2 separate regions of the Homo sapiens genome follow, and region 1 is linked to region 2. A link is a contact called in ENCODE POLR2A ChIA-PET data. All regions are on one chromosome and are shown on one strand. The core of a region is the stretch at or near the end of the contact, and the rest is flanking DNA. Distances in the headings are between cores, read along the strand shown.

Region 1 (6,812 bases), core at 352-2,851, 1.1 Mb after region 2:
CACCAACATGGCACATGTATATATATGTAACAAACCAGCACGTTGTGCACATGTACCCTAGAACTTAAAGTATAATAAAAAAAAATTTAAAAAAAATTATAAAAAAAATCTTGAATGCATAACAAACATAAGTTTTTTAAAACAATGCTTCATTAATCTATACAAGCACTTGAGTTGTTCACAAGGAAAATATATCTACCTGGTGAAGAGAAGAGACCTAACATTTGTTGAGTATCTGCTACTGGCAGGGTACTCTTCTGGACTCCTTTATGTTGACTATTTAATTCCCACAGCAACCCTGAAGAACAAGCCCTGACATTCTAAATAAGAAAACTAAAGCACAGAGAGTAATCTGCCCAAAGAAACATAGCTGAAAAGTAAAAAGCTGGGATTTGAACCAGATTAGACTTGTTCCAAAGTCCATATTCCCAACTACCACAAATCAGATTGCCCCAATGTGGTGTCTCAGCAGGAGAAAGTAATGGACTGCTTCTGCATATTTTGCATCTCATCGTGCTGCTTTCCAACTTCTGACAATGTAAACTTACAAGGCCAATTTCAAGTAAAGAAACTTGTACTATTTTTCAAAAGGTGGTAAAGAAAGTCAGATCTGAAAGAGAATGGTCTATAAAGTTAGTATTCTAAAACTAATGCAATCATTGTTTCTTATCATAGATTTATTAAATAAAAATAAAAACATTTTCTTGCTATACTATTCCCTTTTCTAGCATAAAAGTAGCTTGCTGTCATAATTTTCTTTTTTTTTTTTTTTGAGACGGGGTCTCACTGTCATCCAGGCTGGATCATCCTGCCTCTACCACCCAAGTAGCTGGGACTATATGAGCATGCCACCACAGCTGGTTAATTTCTGTATTCTTTGTAGAGACAGAGTTTTGCCATGTTACCTAGGCTGGTCTCAAACTCCAAAGCTTAAGTGATCCACCTTTCTGGCCTCCCATAGTGTTGGGATTACAGGCGTGAACGACTGCACCTGGCCTGACATGAATATTTAATGCCAACATACTACTGTTGTTGCAAATCTCACTGATTTAAAGTTGAAAACTAAAGAGAAAGAAAGAAAAAAATCTCAGATGCTCATGTCATCAAGAAAAGTCCTTTCCTTCAATTGGGACATGTTTGTGTTTCAAGTACAGTTCCGATAAGCCTAGTGAACTTTTTCCAAGTCTACTATAGACTACCTGAAGAACTATTTAGTTCTTGAGAATTCCAAAGACATGAAGTTTTACTAAAATTACGTCAAATACTTAAACAACTCTAAACTACTAAGCATACATCTTCCTTTCAAAGCTACAGGTCCCACAATACTTCAATGACAGTGATTTTGTGCTAAAAAGTTAAAGGTGATTAACTGTGGGAAAGAGATTAGTTAGGTTAATCTTTAATTATTAAACTTGGGGATTTAAAGAGTTTTATAAAGGCATGTTTCCAATGGTTGAAATAATTAATATAAAATGTTAAGATCAGTTAATTAAACTATGACTATAGTGCTATTTACGTGGGCCTCGTGACAAGCCTGCGATTGGTGCTGGTAGATTAGGATACCCACCATGACTCAGCATACCCATTCAATAAAGTGTAAGTGGAAAAACAAACGGAAGTTCTGGCAACAAAGAGGGCCAGGAAGTACAGTCACATAAAGGTCACCCAACAGGTTTGCGTAACTTGTCTTTACTGCTAGATAGATATAATACTGAGGGACAGATTTTACATGCCAACCAAATTACAACAACTACCAAATTAAATAGGAAAAGACTCCCGAGAAAACAGATATAAATTCTTTTTTTTTTTGAGATGGAGTCTCGCTCTGTTGCCCAGGCTGGAGTGCAGTGGTGCGATCTCAGCTCACTGCAGCCTCCACCTCCTGGGTTCAAGCAATTCTCCTGCCTCAGCCTCCCACATAGCTGGGCTTATAGGTGTCCGCCACCACACCCGGCTAATTTTTGTATTTTTAGTACAGACAGGGTTTCACCATGTTGGCCAGGCTGGTCTTGAACTCCTGACCTCAGGTGATCCACCCACCTTGGCCTCCCAAAGTACTGAAATTACAGGCATAAGCCACCACGCCTGGCCAGATATAACTTCTTGAAACTATAAAAAATAAAAGCTTCCTAATACATCAGACTATAATGAGCTACAAAAGCCTTATCAAATCATTTAATCACATATGACAAAGAACCAGAAGAGACATTTTGCCTCAACTTTACCCAAGTGATCCAGAAATACAGTAGAAAGGTCTACTCTCTTAGGAAGACAATAGTGAGCCACTGCTCCCACTCACTCTGTAGCCTGACCTAAACTTACTGAGTTTCTTCCAGCCACTGCTCCCACCCAGTCCGTAGCCTGACCTAAGCTGAAGAATCTCCCTTTCTAATTTCCCCTTCTTTGTGTGATCAGTGATCAGATGCTTCCCAACCTGAAGAAATGCTCAGCAAATGGATGTGATGGGCAATCTATGATTTCTGACTACCTATCATTGAGTCCTTTCCTCTTGGTACCAGTATCCATTATCCTCATTACCTTTTTGGGGGCTACCTCTCCCCCATGGGATACAGTCTTGTGGGACAATTAATCAGGTTCACACTCACTCCTAAACAAGAGATGGGAACATGACCTACATCAGGCCTACTGGACATTCTTTCCCTGGACTATGAATTGTGAGCAGTGAACAAAAAAGGCTGGCAATGGTTTCAGTTCATTCATTCCACTCCCAGAGCTGGAACAAAAATGGTTTCTACCTGTTGCAGGCCTTCCCTTCAAATCTGCAAGTCCAGACCTATGTAGCCTCCAACCAATGCCTTTTTTTTTTTTTTTTTTTTGTCTTTTAAGATGGGGTCTCGCTCTGTCACCCAGGCTGGAGTGCAGTGGCATGATCTTGGCTCACCGCAAGCTCTGCCTCCTAGGTTCACGCCATTCTCCTGCCTCAGCCTCCCAAGTAGCCGGGACTACAGGTGCCCGCCACCACGCCCAGCTAATTTTTTGTATTTTTAGTAGAGATGGGGTTTCACCGTGTTAGCCAGGATAGTCTTGATCTCCTGACCTCGTGATCCGCCCGCCTCAGCCTCCCAAAGTGCTGGGATTACAGGCGTGAGCCACCGGGCCTGGCCCCAACCACTGCCTTTTTTAACTGAACACAAAGTGGTCTTCATTATTCTCCAAGAATTGTCAAGGAAGCACCTCTGTACTTGTGCAGCATAAACCTGGACCTCAACTTTGACACAGCAGCAGACTCCCTCTCTCTTGATCCCCTCTGTCAAGTTCCAAGACGTGACACTGCTGGTTTTCCTCCTCCTCCCTTCTCAAGCTCTCCTATCTGCTCCTCCAGCTGACAAATACTAAAGGGACTCAAGGCTGTTTCTGAGTCACCTTTCTTTCTAGATGTATTTCTCTCTACAGGCAGTCTTATCCCTGGTCACACATAGAATTAATCATTTAAATACCCATGACTCTTAAGCTATTTCTTTGGCCCATTGCTTTTCTGACCTCCAGAAAGATACCCCAAAGTGCTTACTTGTAATTGTCACTTTGCTGTTTCAGAGGAAACTCAAAGTCAACAGGTCCCAAACTGTGACCTCCATTGTGCCTACCACTGCTGCCTCACACACACACAAAAAAGCTAGTCCTCCTTCAGCCATACCTATCTAGATGAATGCAGTAACCATCCACCTAGCCATGAAACCATAAATTCAGGAGACTAGGCGTCTCCTTCTAGCCTCCTGCTTTCTCACTTTATTATATCCAAACAACCACTAAGTTCTTCCAATTTTACCTTCTAGTCATCTCTCAAATATGTCCAGCTCTTTATTTTCATTGATCTCACTTTAGTCAAAGAAATGCTCTCCTAACTGGCCTCTCCTAAGCATCTCTGAACACCCCTTCAATACCTCCTTCACATTAGAGCAAATAATAATTTTTAAAATGCAAATATTATATTATTCCTAAAATAGCGTTGCCTTCCCCTTAGGACAAAGATCAAAATCCTCCCCAGGGCCTCCACAGCTGCTGCCTGCCTGTTCTCTTCTCTCATCTCACGTGAGCCCAGGCCTGCCTCATCTGTCCTGCTGTACTGCAGTGAACTGATCTTCTTCCGGAGTCTTACAGATGCCATTCTCTCTCCATCTTCAGCCCTTTGTATATGTCTTGCTCTGTTTTCCCCAAGTTACTACAGCTCAAAATAGCCACTGCCTCAAGAAAGTCTTCCCGAATTTTCCAGCTTAAATTTGGAACCCCCCCACCCACACAACCCATTTTACACTGTCTGCCTCTCCTTTAGTGCTTATATCACAGCTACAATGTACTGTGCAATTAGGTGTTTAATTTTTGAACTCCCCTACAAGAACATAAACTCCATGCAAAATAATAGTAATCTCTAGCATTTAGCAGAGCCTTTTAAAAAAATACTTAAGATTTTACCCAGTATTATTCACTGCTGACTCCCAAATTACTATGGCAGCCCTAACTTCTCCCTAGCTCCAGATTCATCATGTGTCTAATAACCTACTCAAACTCTTCACCTGAATATTTAATAAGCAGCTTAAATGTAACATTTCTAAAACCTCTGGATTACCAACTACACCCCTAAACTCTCTGATTCCCATCCTCCTCAGGTCAATAACGATCACCACCAGTCACCCCATTTTCTAGGTCAAAGTGGTGACTGAGTTATCCTTGATCCCTCTCTTTCCTTCAAATCCCATATGCAAAAATAATTTATCAGTGGGTCCTATGGACTTTAATTTCAAATTACATATCCTTAGCCAGGTGTGATCCATCACTGTAATCCCATCACTTCAGGAGCCCAAGGCAGGCAGATCACTTTGTATTTTTAGTAGAGATGGGGTTTCAAGACCCCAGGAATTCAAGGCCAGGAATTCCTGACCCCAAGGCCAGGAATTCAAGACCAGCCTGGCCAACATGGTGAAACCCTGTCTCTACTACAAAAACACAAAAATTAGCTGGGGGTGGTGGTGCATGCCTATAGTCCCAGCTACTCAGGAGGCTGAGGCATGAGAATCGCTTGAACCCAGGAGGCAGAGGTTGCAGTGAGCAGAGATCATGCCACTGAACTCCAGCCTGGGCAACACAGTGAGACTCTATCTCAAAAATAATAATAATAATAATAAAATTAAATTTAAAAAAATACATGTCTTAAGCATGCTTCTCACCCCTCTGTCACTACCCCTCTCTTTCACGCCTCCATCTTCTCATGCCTGGACCACCATGGCAACCTCCTAACTTGGTCTCCCCACTTCCACCTGCCCCCCTCCCCCAACTCTCTTCTTCACATAGGGGTCCTCCTCCCACCCCTCAACAGAGACTCTACACAAGCAGGGTCTCTATTTGATCCAACAGTGCACATACACCCAATGACTAGCATTTGGCTGAGCAGATAGCAGACAAACTATTTGCTGAATGACTAAGAATTCTGACTGCAGATTTCTAGGCTTCATCCCTGGAAATTCTGACCCTGCATTTCTTAATCATCCACAGGTGACTGATGATGACTCCACCAGACACCTAGGCCTGTCTCCTCAGAGAGGACTTCAAAGTTGTCCCTGCCCGCTCTTACTCAGGACCCCTTCCACCTCAGTGCACAGAGGCCTCTGAAGTGACCCTGAGACTTGGAAGAAATGAGAAGTGAGTCTCCTCTGAGAAACACTAGGGAAGCTAACTCGAGATGATTAATCTTTAGTGAAGACAATATCATGAGAAAATTGTCAGTTTACGAGAATGACTGGCCCACAACCAGAAGCATCCTATGCCTGAATTTGGTGAGGGTGGGTTAAGTACACACAATGCTTTTTTTTTTTTTCTTTGAGATGGAGTCTCGCTCTGTTGCCCAGGTTGGAGTGCAGTGGCACGATCTCAGCTCACTGTAAACTCTGCCTCCCAGGTTCAAGTGATTCTCCTACCTCAGCCTCCTGAGTAGCTGGTTTTACAGAAGTGTGCCACCATACCCAGCTAATTTGTGTAATTTTAGTAAAGACGGGGTTTCACCATGTTGGCCAGGCTGGTCTTGAACTCCTAACCTCAAGTGGTCTGCCCGCCTTGGCCTCCCAAAGTGCTGGGATTACAGGCCATGAACCACCACACCCGGCCATAAGTATATACAATTCTTAATTCATTATGCTACCAGAAGTGAAAACATTAATTAACTCCATAGACTGAAGAAATTTAAAAATTTAACTTCATCTAAGATTAAGTCTTCCAAAAGCTTATATGCAACAGCGGCACTAATTTGATGCACTCCTCCCCCTTTCTTTTGTTTACTCTGGTGCAGGTGCTAAGAACCAGAGAAATAACAAATGCAAACAATGCAATGGAAAAGGAATCCTCAGTCTCATAAGAGAGTTTAAAATAGCACTTGTCCCAAGGATCTCACGCTTTCCTGCATGCAAACACTGTTCTGGAATGCTACATCAAATTGATCTGATTCAGTACACTAAGGATTTGAGTTGCATAAAGTCTGGGATACAGCACCATATAAAATTACCAAGGAAGTTTCTACAACTTTTAATGCTTTATATTACTGAGCAAGGAAGGGTTCAGATTCTAAAATTCTTATAACTACACTGTAATATGGCAAGAAACAATCTAATCTCCAACTCCCTACAAGCACTCTCCTTCTTCCTTTATAATATGTTTTGCTAAGCTTCACTCATTCCAAAACCTTTACAGAAGAAAAACCAACAGAAAATGTTTTAGTTTATTTTAAATGATTCCTGAGGACTGGTATGGAGGCTCACATTTGTAATCCCAAAGCTTTGCGAGGCTGAGGTAGGAGGATCACTTGA
Region 2 (6,928 bases), core at 2,862-5,361:
ACTGCCAACACCTCTGAACTTCCAGCCTCCAGGACTGTGAGACAATACATTTCTGTTGTGTAAGCCAACTAGTCTGTGATACTGTTACAGAAGCCCTGGCAAACAAATAAAATAATTATATAATCTAATAAACTAAAGGCACAGAAGTTTACCCTGACTTAAAGCAGAAACCAAATTCACCAGTGATAGAAGCAGGAGATAGCCAAATGCCTAAGCAGATAGGGAAGGGTCCCCAGAGAATCTCTGACCAGCCACACAAGGGTTTACACCAGATGTTTTGTGCAGATAAGGGAACCTGCACAGGGGTCTTGCCTGGGCATGCCCACAGTGGACTGGAGGCCCACATGCACTGGGGGAATAGGGTGGAGCCACCAGGAATTTGCGCCTTATGCAGGGGAGGAGCCTGGCCTCTTCAACTCATGTGTGGTGGCCCTGGTATTCAATTTGGGAGGTGACAACCTGCTCTCAGGACCCCTCTCTTTGCTGAGAGCTTTCTTTTCACTTAATAAATTCCACTCTCCTCATCCTTCAATGTGGCTGCATGCCTAATTCTTCCTGGTCATGAGAAAAGAACCCAGATTAGCTGAGCTAAGGAGCAAAAAAATCCTGCATCACCAGTATGAACATCTAAGACTCATGAACATTTGTTTTCAATATTGTTATAAAAATTTACTTTATAAATTAAAAAGTAATGCTGGCTAGCTACAGCATGTTGATGTGGCTTTACAGTATAATACCAAATAGATAATATTTTTGTGTCATGGAGGAGAAAGCATTGCACTGAGGGTCAAGAATCCTCTGTTCTGGCCGGGCGTGGTGGCTCACACCTGTAATCCCAGCATTTTGGGAGGCCGAGGGAGGCGGATCACCTAAGGTCGGGAGTTCGAGACCAGCCTGACCAACATGGTGAAACCCCGTCTCTACTAAAAATACAAAAATTAGCTGGGCATGGTGATGCATGCCTGTAATCCCAGCTACTCAGGAGGGTGAGGCAGGAGAATCACTAGAACTTGGGAGGCGGAGGTTGTGGTGACCCGAGATTGTGCCATTGCACTCCAGCCTGGGCAACAAGAGCGAAACTCCGTCTCAAAAAAAAAAAAACAATCCTCAGTTCTGGTACTGGCTCTACCCCTAATCATACTATGAACCTTAGAAAGTAACTTACATTCTGGCTCACTATCTTATCCTGTATAATAAGAGGCAATAGGTTAGGTCAGAACTACATTCACTTGTAAGTATATTAAAAGTAAATTAAAACATATGACTTATCTTTTAGCTACATCAATACAATATAAATGGGCCGGGTGTGGTGGCTCATGCCTATAATCCTAGCACTTTGGGAGGCTGAGGCAGGTGGATCACTTGAGGTCAGGAGTTCAAGACCAGCCTGGCCAAGATGGTGAAACCTTGTCTCTACTAAAAATACAAAAATTATCCAGATGTGGTGGCACTTGCCTGTAGTCCCCGCTACTCGGGAGGCTGAGGCGGGAGAATCACTTGAACCCAAGAGGCAGAGGTTGCAGTGAGCCAAGATCATGCCACTGCACTCCAGCCTGGATGACAAAGCAAGACCTGTCTGAAAAAAAAAAAAAAAAAAAAAGGAGAAGAAAGAAAAAAAAATACAATGTAAATGTAGTTTTTCCATGCTTACCTTAAGAGTTATAATCAAAGCACTGAAGAGCCAAGGATTGATTTTTCTGAAATAAAACTTGCTAGCGAACTAACAAAAAAAGATCAGGTGTCTCTCCGGACCATCCCTAAGCAACAGGTGCCTTTTAATGTGGCTCTTCAGGAGATAATGGCATGTTGGCACCATTCCAAACTGGTAAAGAAGCTATTTTTACTTAGGCAAGACCCTGCAACTTGCTCAAATTATATTATGTTTCAGTAGTGCTGGTTAACATACAGCAGTCTCCATCTACTATACAATGTGACCAGCACAGCACATATTATTGACATTGTTATTAACATTGTTCCTATTTTCTATTTCCATAAATGATTCAAGGTGATTTTTATTTTCTTTTCGGAATTTTCCTATATTTTCCAGGTGTTCTACAATGAACCTGTGTTACTTTTACAATTGGAAAGAAACATATTCGTTAAACAGGTCATAGTTCTGCTCATTAAGGTAATATACATCTTTAAAATGTGAACTTATCTGCAGTCCAGAGAATGTGAAATATAAAGCAGATCTTTCCTATAGGTTTATGAATATCAGAAGATCTCAGAGTACTCACAATCAATTCATAAATATTCATTCTTTAAAGTATGAAAGATGATAAATATATTTAGAAGATTTCAGCACTTACTATAACTAGTGAAGGAAGAAATAAATGATTTCTTCCTTAAGAGGAACAACAACAGAAGGTATCCGATGGTCAAGAACATTATACCTGCCTCCATCATCTCAGAAAATAAAATTCCTGTCCAATGACAACCAGGAAGGCAGATGGGGGTGAGCTCGAGCTGTGTGAGGAGGCCGCTGATGACCTGGAGCTTAGGGGTGTGCTGACCCTCATCTCCCTGGGGATTCCCAGGAGACGCTGCCCTACCTGTAGCTGCAACTCATGGACCCTGTTACCCAGCCAAGTGCAATGGAGGGCTGGCGAGGGAAGAAAGATCAAAGGAAGAAAAGAAAGGTTCTTTTTTATTTCAAGTATGAGAAAAAGAGAGTTCTACTGTGAGAACATCAACTCTTCTGTAGCTATTGATGTAGCCAAACTCCTGGAATGTAACTATATCTAACAGTGTTTCTCTGAGAAACTTTTACAGGATTGGAATGTGTGTAGTATCTAGTTAACCTGCTATTTTATTGCAAGTGATTTTTTCAAGTTATTAATTGAAATAGGAGTCTACCGTAAGTTGCTCTTAACTTGGGGAACTACTTTGAATGGCATTAATCTGGACCATTAATAACAATGTATACTTGGGGATTGTGTGTGTGTGTGTGTATACATGTGTGTGCATATATGTGTGTACACACACGTGCACACACACGTGCGCGCACACGTGCACACACACACGTGCACACACACACGTGTACACACACACGTGTACACACACACGTGTGTTACTGTACGTGGAGACTGTACATCTTAGGTCACACACCACCCCTGAACCAATCCTACAAACACCATAGGTGATACACACTGTCAAAGACAAAGAGTAGATGTCCACAATAGCTGTTCTTTCTCGTTTATAACACTTCTTTTACCTAGTAATAATCAGCTACCATTTACTCGATACATACTGTGTGCTGCCTCTTCAACCTTTTGACCATTTAAACTACAGGAAACTAGGTTATCTTCAGGTTACCTTAGTTATGGGAGTGTATGGAAAACATTAATGGGAAGGTGAAAGCGCAGCAAACCACTTCAGCAGTTAACAGAAAGGCTCTCAGAGCACTGGACCGCCAATCAGGACACAGCAGCAGCTCTGGGATTCGACCACAGATTCTCTGGCGTGCCCTTCGGGAAAGGGTGGCCTCGGGCCCCCTACTCTACAGAGTCTCCTCCCACGGCTGCCCAGTTCCCTGGCCGACTATCTTGCCTCCACCACATCACCATCAGTACCGGGCGGCTGCAGGGCAGAGCTGTCCAGGGACCTCCTCACAGCCTCCAGAGTCAAGAAATGCCTCCTCAGGGAAGCCCTCTACCGCATCCCTGACCTGTGAGTCACGGAGCTCCCGGGCACCATGCTGGCCACAAATGCCTAAGGAGCCCCCCGGAACCAGCTGTGGGTCCCGCAGGCACTCGCAGGCTAGCGGACACCTTTGGAGGACTGAGAGACCTGTCCTGCAATCCAATGTTCCTCACTCTCACAAGATTTTACAGACGTGGAAACCGAGGCCCGAGGCCCCAAGGGGTAATCGGCCCGCCTTCCCATGCCAATAACCGGCAGTGGCGGGACCCACACCTACTCCGTGACCTGCAGGCCCAGGGGTCGAGCCCCAGGTAGAACGTCTAGACGGACTCCGCCCTTAGCGCCGTACGGGGAACCTTCTCCCGGACGCAGACACGGAAGCGGAAGTGCTGCCGAGCTGTAGCTATGGAGACGTGGGGGGCGGGCCGCCCGGAGAGCGCGACCTTTGACCTGCAGTAGAGCCTACGTCAGAGGCTGGCGCAAACAGAAGTGCAGCGGTGGCGGCGGCTGGTTGCGGGCCGGCGGCGGGCTGGCGGAGATGGAGGTAACTCAGGTCGGGCCCACTGCCTCCCATCAAGCCTTCCGCGCCGCGATTTGGGATGTGGGAGTGGGCCCGATGGGAGGGCGCGGTAGTCTCCCTCTTGGTGTCCCGAAGCCCGCGCTGCTGTCGCCTCCCCATCTTTCGTAAACTCTATCCCTGGGGGTTACCTGCCCCGTAGAGCCCGTTTGTGTACGAATTGCCACAGCGACCGCCTCCGTCCGCCCTCATTCTCTGTCTCACGAGGCTTTCCACCACTTGATTCCATAGAAGGTTTTTCCCTGTAAGGGTTCTACGCGTTCCGTGTGGAATTAGGAAAAGAGTTCTTCTGACACCTGGGTTTGATTTTGTTTTGCAGGATCTTGTTCAAGATGGGGTGGCTTCACCAGCTACCCCTGGGACCGGGAAATCTAAGGTGAAGAGAATACTTGAATAGCGGGCTTCCTGAAGAGTGGAAGGGTGATGAATTGGAAAACTTTGGCATGGGGAAGGGGGGGGCGCTGATTTTTTTTTTTTTAATAGCCTTGCTCCAAGGGATCTCAATTTTAGTGTGCGCAATCGCCCATTTCCTGTTTCTCCCCCGCCCACCCCGATATAGAAAGACTTTTTGTTTGCTTCCTGCTCCTGGTTAGCACTGCTGGGAGATCCTGCTATTTTTCGAACATAAAGCAGTCTAAGAAGGTTTATATAGTGGTGTAGTGGAAGGAGCAGTGACATAGGGTAGGAATCAAGGGATTCTGATCTGTGGGCTCCAGTTTCTACATTGCCAAAGAGTTTAATTAGTCCAGTTTTATGGCCCTGTACAATGTTTAACATTCAATCATTCTAAATGATAGTGGTTTATTGCTAAGGTTTATTGTGTGCATGCTAAATTTCTGGCGCTTGCCTAACCACTCAGTTCCTTCGTTTAAGCTTCATGATAACCATGAGATAGGTACTGTTGTTACCCTCCTTTTACAGATGAGAAACCTGAGACCACAGGCTTAAGCAATTTTCTCAAGTGGTAAAGCTCAATTTTTTAATTAAAGCCTGAATGTTACCCGGTTCATCTTGCTGCTGTAATTATGCGTAAATTTTCTTGTGACCAAAGACTTGCAGCCTTGAATAGAATGAAATAATTTTACAGCTCCAAGGAATTTTAAGTAGCATTAGCTCCAACCTACTGATTTTACAATTAAATCAAAAGCTAGCAATGTCAACCTGTAACATTAGCTATAAGAGGATATGGCCTGGTTTTTACGTTTCATAGTAGTTGCATAACTAATTTTTAGTAGTTGCATAGCAATTACAGAATTGACGTTGCATTTGCTGATTTTAAAAAATGTGGCCGGGCGCGGTGGGTCACGCCTGTAATCCCAACACTTTGGGAGGCCGAGGCGGGCAGATCACCTGCGGTCAGGAGTTTGAGACCAGCCTGGCCAACATGGTGAAACCCCGTCTCTACTAAAAATACAAAAATTAGCCGGACGTGGTAGCGGGCGCCTATGATCCCAGCTATTTGGGAGGCTGAGACAGGAGAATTGCTTGAACTTGGGAGGCAGAGGTTACAAGTGAGCCAAGATCGTGTCATGCACTCCGGCCTGGGCAATAGAGCGAGACTCTGTCTCAAAAAAAAAATGTGGAACAAAGTATGCGGTTGGCATAAAGATTTATTCTGTAGAATGTTTTTGTTTTCTAGCAGACATTGTTTCTTTTTTGTGGTATACTAGAAACATGAGTTATAACAAGTTGGTAACATGACCACATCTTTCAGCTGGAAACATTGCCCAAAGAAGACCTCATCAAGTTTGCCAAGAAACAGATGATGCTAATACAGAAAGCTAAATCAAGGTGTACAGGTATTGGGTTGAAAATACTCATCTTGATCACAGTCTCTTTAATCGTGGTTTAAAATGGTAGTTTTTAAAATAATGCATTGGCTTGTTTTTGTTTGTTTTCCAGTGATTCCAAGTACACCTTAGTGTAGTAGAATCTGTTATTTAACATTCTAAAAATTTACCTCTGATTTCTAAATTATTCCCACATCTCTAAACCACAGTGACTTTTGAGTTGTTAAAGTCAGGGAGGAGGATTTTTAAAGTTTGTGTAAGTTAAGTGTGTTTTTCCTTCATGTAGACTTTAGATTCTTCTGAGTTCTGAGTAAAGTGTTTTTTCAAGAGAAGTCAGTTGAAATGTTAGAGACAGAAGATAAGCCCAAAGAGATGGAAAGCTTCCTCAATTAAAATAATAAAAGACTTCCATTTACAGATATTGAAGTATGTTTACCTGCTGAAGTTGATTGATTCCCTATTCAGTTTTCTTTTTATTCCAGAAGGAAAAAGATCTTAGCACCTTTTTTTTTTAGTATATGTACATGAGCTCTTGAATTTCCAGTGACTTATAAATATTAACTGCTTAGCCTAAAAGCTAAGACTTATTTTCTATTAGAAAAGATAAAAGTATGTCTTGGGAGTTTGGATCACCTTGCAATGAAGAGAATAATTTATTTGGAAAGAAGTTCTAGGCCTGAGATCTAGGCATTTGCTAATTAAACACTTAGATTAACGTTTCTTTTCTCTCTCTCTCTCTTTTTTTTTTTTTTTTTTCAAGACGGAGTCTCGCTCTTCTTGGCCAGGCTGGAGTGCAGTGGCGCAATCTCGGCTTACTGCAACCTCCCCTTCCCGGGTTCAAGCGATTCTCCTGCCTCAGCCTCCCGAGTAACTGGGACTGCAGGCACCCACCACCATGCCTGGCTAATTTTTGTATTTT

The links. ChIA-PET counts read pairs that join two places held with the same protein, here RNA polymerase II (POLR2A).
Region 1: POLR2A ChIA-PET joins it to region 2 with 12 read pairs in activated CD4-positive, alpha-beta T cell. The contact joins the enhancer-like site here to the promoter of GCC2 in region 2. POLR2A ChIA-PET finds 5 or more read pairs at or near these places in 2 of 52 experiments (activated CD4-positive, alpha-beta T cell and activated T-cell).

Annotation. Positions count from the first base shown.
Region 1 is chr2:109,557,095-109,563,906 of GRCh38, forward strand. All of the region lies in intron 8 of SEPTIN10 (septin 10), which reads right to left. It also overlaps a transcript of RANBP2 not described here. Among named protein-coding and RNA genes, the nearest start is that of SEPTIN10, 53 kb to the right of the region's middle. RefSeq lists an enhancer at 1,518-1,812 and a silencer at 3,105-3,305. Within about 2 kb of position 1,602, at least 8 of the 41 ENCODE cell types and tissues checked have a DNase peak (open chromatin) inside an H3K27ac peak, as active enhancers do.
Region 2 is chr2:108,445,095-108,452,022 of GRCh38, forward strand. It overlaps GCC2 (GRIP and coiled-coil domain containing 2), which reads left to right and starts at 4,112. Exons shown (of 23, transcript NM_181453.4): 1 at 4,112-4,186; 2 at 4,539-4,595; 3 at 5,934-6,018. The coding sequence starts at 4,181. RefSeq lists enhancers at 3,052-4,034, 3,939-4,198, 4,035-5,016, 5,102-5,602, 5,603-6,103.